Linked DNA regions of Homo sapiens: region 1 is linked to region 2. The links are chromatin contacts, found by Hi-C or POLR2A ChIA-PET in ENCODE. All regions are on one chromosome and are shown on one strand. The core of a region is the stretch at or near the end of the contact, and the rest is flanking DNA. Distances in the headings are between cores, read along the strand shown.

Region 1 (4,778 bases), core at 866-3,365, 210 kb before region 2:
GCCGCAATGTCCAGGCAGCCACAATGTCCTGTTGGTTAACGTGCCACCCCACCAACTGAGTCGAGGGAAACCAGGGCCTTGGATTGCAGAAGCAGCAAGGAGGGCTTGACCTGCTCACCCTAAGGAAATGCCACTAACATGGGCCTGGGTAACCCTGGAGTTGCTGTTGGGCTGGGCAGGGCTGGGATTTATTCCTTCAGTCGTTCAAGTGCTGAGTCCTGCACTTGGCCATCAGGGCAGGGTTGCAGGATGGTGGTGGGGGAGAGGGAAGGAGAGCAGGGCCCCTTCGGGGCTGTCTTAGCTCTAGGCTCTCCCCGTTAGTGCTGGCTCATCAGCCACTCAGGTCCATGCATCAGGGACACCAAATATCTAAAATCTCAGGCCACAGCTGCCCAAAGTGTGTTGGTGGGAGAGGACAAACTAAATCCCTGTTTTCATTTCTTCCCCCAAATGGAGCTCACGTAAAGCCTTTAAACCATTGGCTTTTATCTGTTTTTAGTGTCCAATTTAGGGCTTTGCAGGGGCTCCCTCCAGGGCTTTCTCAATGGATTTATATCACAGCCAGATAGCATCTTCGAAAGCTCATCTGAGCTGGAAAATAGAGAAACATCCTTCTCTATTGTCAAGTGACAAGTGATGGCACCCAGGCAACTGGCTTGAGTGCACAGGGAACCCACTCTGGATGCCATGGCTGGGGTGGTCCCTGTCTTGAGAGGGGGCTAGCCAGAGAGGGGAAGAAGGGAGAGGCCACAGCAGGGTTCTGAATTGTCTTCCTACTTCTGAGAGCAGAGACTCCGACTCTGAAAGCTTTTCAACAAAGCACTAACTGTCCTCTCGGCCCGTCACCTGTGGGCATGAAGATGTCATCTCCCTGGCCAACCACCAGGTGCCATTTGCAGACACGTGTGCATGGGGGATGGAGTGGAGGGGGCAGAAGAAGCCTGCTCTGGCTTGCCTGGTAGCAAACAACAGCCCTCTTCTTTTAGCTGGGCTGACTTCTTCCAGCTTCCACCAGGAGCTGCATTAACCCCCTACTCTCTGCCTAGTTTTCCTCTCCTAAGTGGGGCATTTATCTGTTTTTTCTCCCCATGCACAGTTTTTTTCTTTTTTGAGACAAAGTCTTGCTCTGTCACCCAGGCTGCAGGGCAGTGGCATGATCTCGGCTCATATGCACATTTTTGAGCATCTACTATAAGCCAGGCAGTGTTAGGTATGGGGACCCCCATCCTCAGGTTGCTCGTGGTGAGTGTGAGAGACAGAGAAGCAAATAGGTGAAGTGGAGGCAGCAGTCCCTTGTAAAGAGGGAAGGAAGCATTAGGCGTTGGGTTGATCCAAGTTGGAGCAGGGAACCTGGCCTGGTGGCTCAGGAGTCTTCCCAGAGCAGAGGCCCAAGGACTGTAAACATCCCAGGTAGGAGTGTAGAGACAGAAGCCTTCTTTACCCTAAGAGATCGAGGTCCTAATGAGTATTCATAGGATTTCCAGGACATTCCTAGTTTATACTTGTTGTCCTGGCAACATTTTCATTCTAAAAATGTCACAGTTTGGATGTCAAATAGGCATAGATCAGAACTGTTTCTGAAAACCTATGAATACTATATTCATAGGGCACGTGTCACCCAGGGCTGGAATTCTGTTTTGTGATGCAGAGTCAGCATGCCTGGTGCATCTTTGCGAGTATACATGGTGAAGAAGTGTTGTGCAGAGTGTGCGTGTTGCTCCATCGTGTCACTAGACATATTGAAAGTGACTTGGTGATTGGACATAGTGGTCATAGACACAATAGAGAGCATTTCTGGACTGAAGTCCAGAAAGGGAAAGGAGAGGAGTAAAGAGGAAAAGAGAACAGTGGTGGGTGCCTATAAAGAGCCACACACCTTGCTGCATGCTCTATATGTGGGCTATTGTTTGTTCTCACAATGAATCTGAGTAGTAGATATAGCATGCCCATTTTCCAGGTAAGGAAACTGAGGGTTAGAGAGATTCTGTAACTTGTGCAAGGTTATAGGCTCTAAGTAGCAGATTAGTTCTGACTGGAGGCCAGCGTTTCCTCGGGCCTCTGTGACATCACAACGCAATGGGAGTATGACTTGGGCAGCTCCAGCTGGCTCCTCTGCTAGTCTTGCCGCAGTCACCAGTTTTGGAGGAATGGGAGAGGAGCTTTCCACTCCTCTGAGAGTCATGTCGAGAGTCTGTCTTAGCCCTCGACCCCTCAGTCTTTGTAGATCTCATCCCAGAACCCCGAGGGAGAGGTAGGAAGAGGGGCCTCCACTGGGGAGAAGGCCAGAGACATGCTGGGCTCTCTTTGGGGTCTGGCCCTGTCCCCGCCAGCCGTGGGCTCTTGGGCACATGGTGGGTGTGCATGAATGAGCCAAAAGATCCTGCCAGCATTGGTGTGGCTATGACTCCCACGTTTCTGTCCCCACTTTTGCCATGGGCCCATTCTGATTCTGGGGGTTAAGTGTGGGAAAACAGCATCTTCACAAACCCTGCTGCCTTCTCCTTGCAATATTGGAAAAGCAGATTCCTTGGCCATAGCTAGGGCTGAGGGTCCAGAGAGGTTAAATGGAAGCCATGGAGGCTGCCTTTGCCACCATGGGGACATCAGCTGTGAGGGTGCTGTATGACGCTCTGCTCCCTGGCCATTGCTTTGCCCTGGGCTCCAGGTCCCTAGAAGGGACAAAGGTTGGGGATTGGTTAGAAATCCCAAGGGAGCTCTTTCCTGGGTTTGAGTTGGGGAGGAGGCTGGGACTGCTTGTTCCAGGCTCTTGAGCAAATAGCCCTGCGAAGACTTGCCTCTGCAAAGTTCCATTGGCATGAACCCCCTTGGCTGGCATCCCTTCCCAACGTCAGAGCCCTGCCCTGGCCCTGGCTCCCAAGCTCAGAACACCTGCCTTGTCCCTGCCCCCACAGGGGGGCAGTGGTTCCTGCTGATTAGCCAGGGCTGAGCTATGGATTAGAATAGGACAAAACCATGAAGGAAGGAGATCATTTGCATATCCAGACTTGTTCAGGTGGTGGTGTCAGGGGTGTGCCAGAACACTGAGCTCTCACGTCGCCTTTCCCAGGTGTGAGAGCTGGCCTCACCTGCAAAGCACCAGGTGGGGCTCCACCTGGGTGTTCCTGGTTGGAACTGTGGCCCTGGCTTGAGGATACCTATAGACTATAAGGGTGCTAGCCCCAATCATCTGAGGGCATGAGGAGAGACAGAAGGACCCTGTTCTCCGACCTTATGCCCAATAGGGCCAAGGACACTGAGCACATTACCAGCCCCCGCTGGCTGTCTTTACATCTTACACCCCTGGCTGTGACACCAACCTCCAACCAGGGGCCTGGTGCCTGCAATCCTGGGGACTCACTGCAGAACTGGAGCATCTGTTTTTCCAAACTAGGGCCATCAAACTCCACCCTCAGAGCAATTTCACACATTTCTTTGTGTTTGTGATACAGTGCGACTTTGCTCTCCCCCACCCTGCCCCATAAATGCCCCCAGGTCAGAGGGTGCCTCTCACAAAGCATCCAGGGTCATTCTGGGCCTGGAAGGAACTCCTGTGTGGTGCCATTTGAATAAGAAGCCAGGCAAAGTGTGTCCATATGAAACAAATCATTGGGTATATCTGGTACCTGAGGGAGTATTTCACATCTGCGTTCTCATTCAAGTTTTCTACTGTGTCCTGTGAGGTGAGCAGGACAAGGATTATCACCCTGTACTTTCTAGATAAGGAAACCCAGGACCTGGGAGGCCAAGGCCAGGGCAAGAGTCAGGCAGAGAGAAGACCAGAGCGCAGGCTGTGTGGGCTCCTTCCACTATGCAGCAATCAAGGCTCCCTCCCCTGTGTGGGCTCTTTGGGTCTAACCTGGGAACCAGGAGACTTGTGAGTGCTGAGCAGCTGTGCCCCAGCCCGAGCCACAGGGAGGCCTTACGTTGAGAAGCCCACACTGTGTTGGCCTCCAAGGAGCCTGGAACCGACGGTGCCCCATAGAGAGGGCCCTGTGGGGAGGAGGCTAGCCACGCAGACAGCCTGCTGCTAGGTGTGCCGTGGAACCACGGAGCTAATTGCAGATCTGGTCACCACCATGCTGAGCGCCAGGGAGGAGGGAATGGGGAGACACTAAGCCCACGAGACAGGAACACAGTGCCTGGTGAAACAGAGCCAGCCAGTGCTGATGCAAGTATTGACTGAGTTCATAACCTGATCTGCCGTGGGAGGGGGAATATTTGACAGAACGCATCAGCCGAGGGTGGTGAGCCAGGCACTGGGAGAGTGAGCAAGACAGGCCAAGCGGGGATGCCCTCGGCCACGACCACCTTCTCTCAGGGTCTTTCCACCCTGATGATCCCGAGGAACCCAACGTGCCCCCTACGGCAATTCCGTCTGTTTCCAACTCCTCATTGGCTTCATGTGGGCTTCCCGGGTTCATTGCTCATCTGCGTGGAATCTGCTGAAGCCACAGCACTGAGCTGAAGCTCACTGGTTCTTGAATGTCACTAGCTGCTCCTGTCCCTGGGCCATTCAATGTCAGTGTCCGCCCTGTGGCTCTTCCTTGCTTTCTAGCTGCCAGTCAGCCACTTCCCGTCTTCCTCTCTTCAGTCCTCTCTCCCTTCCCCAGTGCACCTTAAACCCTTCTGGCTGCACTGATGGGCTCTCCTTTCTAGCATTTCTGTCTGATCTCTGACCCTAACCCTGTCCTGGCCTGGGAGTGCCCTGAGATCCTGACTGCCCTTCTTGGCTCCCAGGCAGGGCTCAGTCCCGGGAGATGGGCCTTAGGAGGTGCAGA
Region 2 (4,468 bases), core at 844-3,343:
AGCAGGGGAGATGGGAAGTGGAGAGCCCTTACCAAAGGATACACAGAAAGGGGCTTTAGTAGCTCACGGGACAGACAAACCCTTAAGGAATGGGCAGGATTTCAGTGGGAGAGAAGGAGATTCTAGATAAGGGAATGAAGGAGGCAGGAGGCCATGGTGGAGGGTGGGGCTGGGAGATCCACTTCACAAGCACCTGGGAGGCCTTCGCTGTAGCTCTAGTTCTTTGACTCAGAAAATCCCCTTTCTAGCCCCCTCACGCCTGTAATCCCAGCACTTTGGGAGGCCAAGGGGGGGCAGATCACCTGATGTCAGGAGTTCGAGACTAGCCTGGCCAACATGGCAAAACCCCATCTCTACTAAAAATAAAAAAATTAGCTGGGTGTGGTGGCGCACGCCTGTAATCCCAGCTAATTGGGAGGCTGAGGTAGGAGAATCGCTTGAACCCAGGAGGCAGAGGTTGCAATGAGCCGAGATTGTGCCACTGCAATCTAGCCTGGGTGACAGAGTGAGACTCCAAAAAAAAAGAAAGAAAGAAAGGAAAATCCCCTTTCCCCTCTGGGCCTCACTTTCTCATATGTCAACAAGAGGGAGCTGCCTTGGCAGCTCTGGCATTCTAGGGTCCGTGCTCGCAGGTGGGGAGGGGAGGGCTGGGGAGTGGAGTGCTTACATAGTAGAATATTGTCCAGCGGCTTCCCAAACACCATGCCTGGGTCAGACGAGCAACTATCCCCAGACCAGGCAGCCCCATCTGGTAAGATTCACTCATCTCCCTTTCTGTGAACATGTTAATCCAACAAGGGGTGGATCCTGGGTCCCATTCCCTTGAAGCACCCCCATGCCCAGTGATGGCAAACCTGAGATACCTTGGCAAGGGCCTGGACACCCGCGGGGAGAACAGCTTGTTTCCAACCGGCCCAGGGAGGTCACTCAATGAGTTTTAAGGAACTCCAGCTGGGGTGACAGAGTGAGACCCTGTCAGAAAGAAAGAGAGAGAGAGACCCTGTAAGAAAGAAAGAAAAGAAAGAAAGAAAGAAAGAAAGAAAAGAAAGAAAGAAAAGAAAGAAGAAAAAGAGAAAAAGAAAAAGGAAAGAAAGAAAGGAAAGAAAGATGAAAGAAAAAGAAAGAGAAAAGAAAAAGAGAGAAAAAGAAAGGAAAGAAAAAGGAAAGAAAGATGAAAGAAAGAAAACAAAGAAAGAAAAAGAAAGGGAGGGAGGGAAGGAAGGAAGGAAAAAGGAAAGAGAGAGAAAAGAAATCAGACTAGAGCAATCTGTCAAGTTCAGATCATAGAGGGTCTTATATGCTGGGCCAAGGGGTTAGGTTTTGGACTGGAGCAGTGGCTGATGGGAGCTGGGCTTTAGAAAATCATCCTGACAGCAGCAGGTGACATGCACAGGTATGGGCAATTGGAGGGGCTCCTAGCAGCTAGGGGAAAGCTCAGCCAGAGGTCAGAGCCAGGCGGAGGCAGCAGGACTGGAAAGGAGGCAGTAGGTGGGAGGGATTATGCGGGAGGTGGAACCCTCAGATTTTGGCCACTGACCAGAAATGAGAAGTGAGGAGGAGGAAAAAGCTTGGAGGCCTGGAAAAGTTTCCAGCTTTCCCTCCCCAGCACAGACTCAGGAAACCACACACATGGAGTCTCAAAACACCATGAGACTGTGTCTACCCAACACAAAACACCTGGGAATCCCAACATTCAGAAAGGCCCCAGATGCCATGTCTCCAAATATCGGGATAGCCATTCTGCTTTTTATCTAGATGCTTGCAAAGGTCATGGGAGTAATGGAGCTTCCTTGCCCCCCAGCCCCTGCCTCCAGGGTCCCCCCATGCCACTCTGCAGGGAGGCAGCAAAGAGCTGATGTGCAGGCAAAGGGGAGACCAAGCCCCTGCTCTCATCAGAGGCTTCGCCGGTATTTTTAGTGCCGCAATCAAGAGCAGGGCCCGCCTCTGGATCGGCTCAGGCAGTCGGGGCCGGGCAGGACTGTTAAAAATGGAACGGCACATACTGCAATCAGTGGTGGCAGGCGAGGGGCACCCGGCAGGGCAGCAGCTGTGGCATCTGAAGCTCTTGGCCCTGGAGTCTGGAGGGGACTTGGGGGAGCAGCCTCTGCATAGCATGCTGGGCTTCCATAGCCCTGATGCCCTGGCACTGCTTCTACCCCTGCCCTTTACACTGCCAGAGTTCCCACCCCTTGCAATGCACACCCACCCTTTCCCCGCAGACCTCTCTGAGATAGTCAACTCCAGAGCTCGGGTGCCTCGGGTGAGAGGGGGAGGGAGCACAGGCCAGTGATGTCAGGATGGAGTGCGGCGGGGGCTGGATAGAGTGAGACCCCACTTCCCTGTTCTGGTGGGAAGCAGAGCTGCCCTGAGTGCCCCTGCCAGAACTATGTCCCTCCCGGGGCAGGAAGGCACAGTCAGCGTCCCAGGACACCAGCAAGCTTATCACGCTAAGACCCAGGAGGCCCGGGTTTTGAGCCATTTCTGCCACTCTGTGACAGCTCTGGGGCCTCAGGCAAGTCACTTTCCCTCTCTGGCCTCCATCATGTTATCTGTAAAATGACAAGGCTGAAGTGCAGCACAGACATGACCGATTCTCTGCGCCAACAGCAAGCTGAGTGCAGGGTGACAGATACTTCTGAGGCCTGCTCACAGCCCACCCCACCAGCCCACAACAGAGAACGTCCAGTGATGGGCAGAGCTTGGGCCTGCAAGGGGGTCTGCCCTCACTGCCCCCTTCCAGAGCAGGAGCCCCTGGACAATCTCCAGAGGAGGGACGGGATGGGATGGTTCTGTCTTCATCACCCAGCCCTTCCAGGAGCTGAGAGGGCTCTGTGGGGTGAAAAGAGGACAAGAAAATGGGTAGGGATCACTCCAGGACACTGAGTGACCACAGAGGAAGGGACTGGAAATGCCGAGCCTCATTTTACAAGCGCTGGAGCTACAGTAGAGCAGACAGGGCACAAGGTGACCCAGCCAGATCTGGGCCTGCTCGGAGGCACGCACAGGACTTCTGAAGGCAGGAGCCACATCAGCTTTTTTGATCCTACCCTTGGAACCTGGATCCTTCAAGTGCCCTTCCCACAGAGGCCTCAGGGTCCCAATTCACCCCAGTGGAGCCCTCAGCCTCCCAGGCAGGCTGCCTGCAGGAAGGAGGAGGCTGGTGGTGTTTATTGAATTTGTGTACCAGCATAAATCTGTGTCGACCTGCCTCAGAACGGTGCTCAGACGACAGATGTGCTATCTTGGGAAGCATGTGTCCCTGTCTGTCCCAGAACCTTTCTACTCCCCCGGCAAGACAGATTCAGGTGTGAATCTGCCCGGGCACCACCTGAGCACCTCATGTGAGGAGGCGCCTTGAGAGGTCATTCCTTTCATCCCCTGGCGTCACTCCCCTGGCCACAACCGTGCCAAGTCAGGGTCTTCTTAAGGACATGCCCTGCACAAATGTGCTCTGTATCTGGTGGGCCCTGCAGATGTTCAGCAGCTGGAAGTCTCCCTGCTGAGCATGACAAGCCCGCTATTGCCTTCCCCGCTGAGGTCAAGTTGAGCCTGTGATCCTGAAGCCAGTGGCAGAAGAAAACTCCAGTTCACCCTGCTTGTCTTCTGGCTACCCTACAGGCACCAGATCCTTCCACTTGGAAGGTAGGGAAGTCACTATATCGGTACCCACACCCAGGGTGTCCAGACTAGAGAATCCCAAGGCTGGCATGTGGAAGAGCCACATATGTCACCGTGGCGTGGGTGGGTGGTGCATCTCGTGTTTCCTCAGCACCTCTGAAGGCGGGATGAGAATCCGCTGTCTGACAGCCTCGGGCCCCACAGCCTGCTGAAGGCTGAGCTGCACACCTAGCACTGCAGATGGCTGGGCTAAGTGAGGGCTGGAGGAGCAGACAGGGGTACAACGGGCACGCTCAATGCTGCTCGGCCTGGGAGATCCAGCAATGTCCACCTCCTGGAAGCAGCAAGAGAAGAGCTGAGCTTTTTACCCCCACCATGCCTGGCCTGCCCTGTTGGGCAGTGATGAGCTTGGTCATGGTCCTCTGAATTTGGGGAGGCTCTCTGCCAAGGGCTCAAAGCCCCCCAAAAGCTGCTGGAGGATCAAGAGAGGAGCTGGTTGGGACTGAAGAGGGTAGACTTGTATCAGCCCAGAGTCGAGGCCCAGCAGCTGGGAACAGGGAAGGTGGCAAGCATGCAGGCCATGTCATCACCTGCCAGAAAGACCTCAAGGGAACAAGAACATTCCGAGGGCTGTCCCTCACTGGAACAAGATCTGTGAGTGATGTAAAGCTTTCTGGTAAAGGCAAAGGAAGTTTCCAGACCACCAGGACCAAAGAGAAGACCTGAAAAACCGGGTCTGTTCTCTCAGCACCACCCCAGCCCAGAGGCCTCTCTCTGTCTAAGACCATGGTGAGCACAGCAGGATAGCACAGTGGCCCACTGTCTGTAGACTCTCAGATGCTCCTGGGCA

Evidence for each region. Hi-C counts contacts between places; a loop is a spot of excess contacts on that map. ChIA-PET counts read pairs that join two places held with the same protein, here RNA polymerase II (POLR2A).
Region 1: a map of Caco-2 shows a loop between it and region 2 (2.0-fold over the local background). The contact joins the promoter of LINC02744 here to the enhancer-like site in region 2. A Hi-C loop is called at or near these places in 1 of 168 maps with a recorded cell type or tissue (Caco-2). POLR2A ChIA-PET finds 5 or more read pairs at or near these places in 2 of 52 experiments (H1 and SK-N-SH).

The regions. Positions count from the first base shown.
Region 1 is chr11:119,992,067-119,996,844 of GRCh38, reverse strand. LINC02744 (long intergenic non-protein coding RNA 2744) reads left to right here and starts at 2,115. Exons shown (of 4, transcript NR_183635.1): 1 at 2,115-2,251.
Region 2 is chr11:119,777,472-119,781,939 of GRCh38, reverse strand. No RefSeq gene overlaps it. Among named protein-coding and RNA genes, the nearest start is that of NECTIN1-DT, 50 kb to the right of the region's middle. Within about 2 kb of position 2,093, at least 4 of the 41 ENCODE cell types and tissues checked have a DNase peak (open chromatin) inside an H3K27ac peak, as active enhancers do.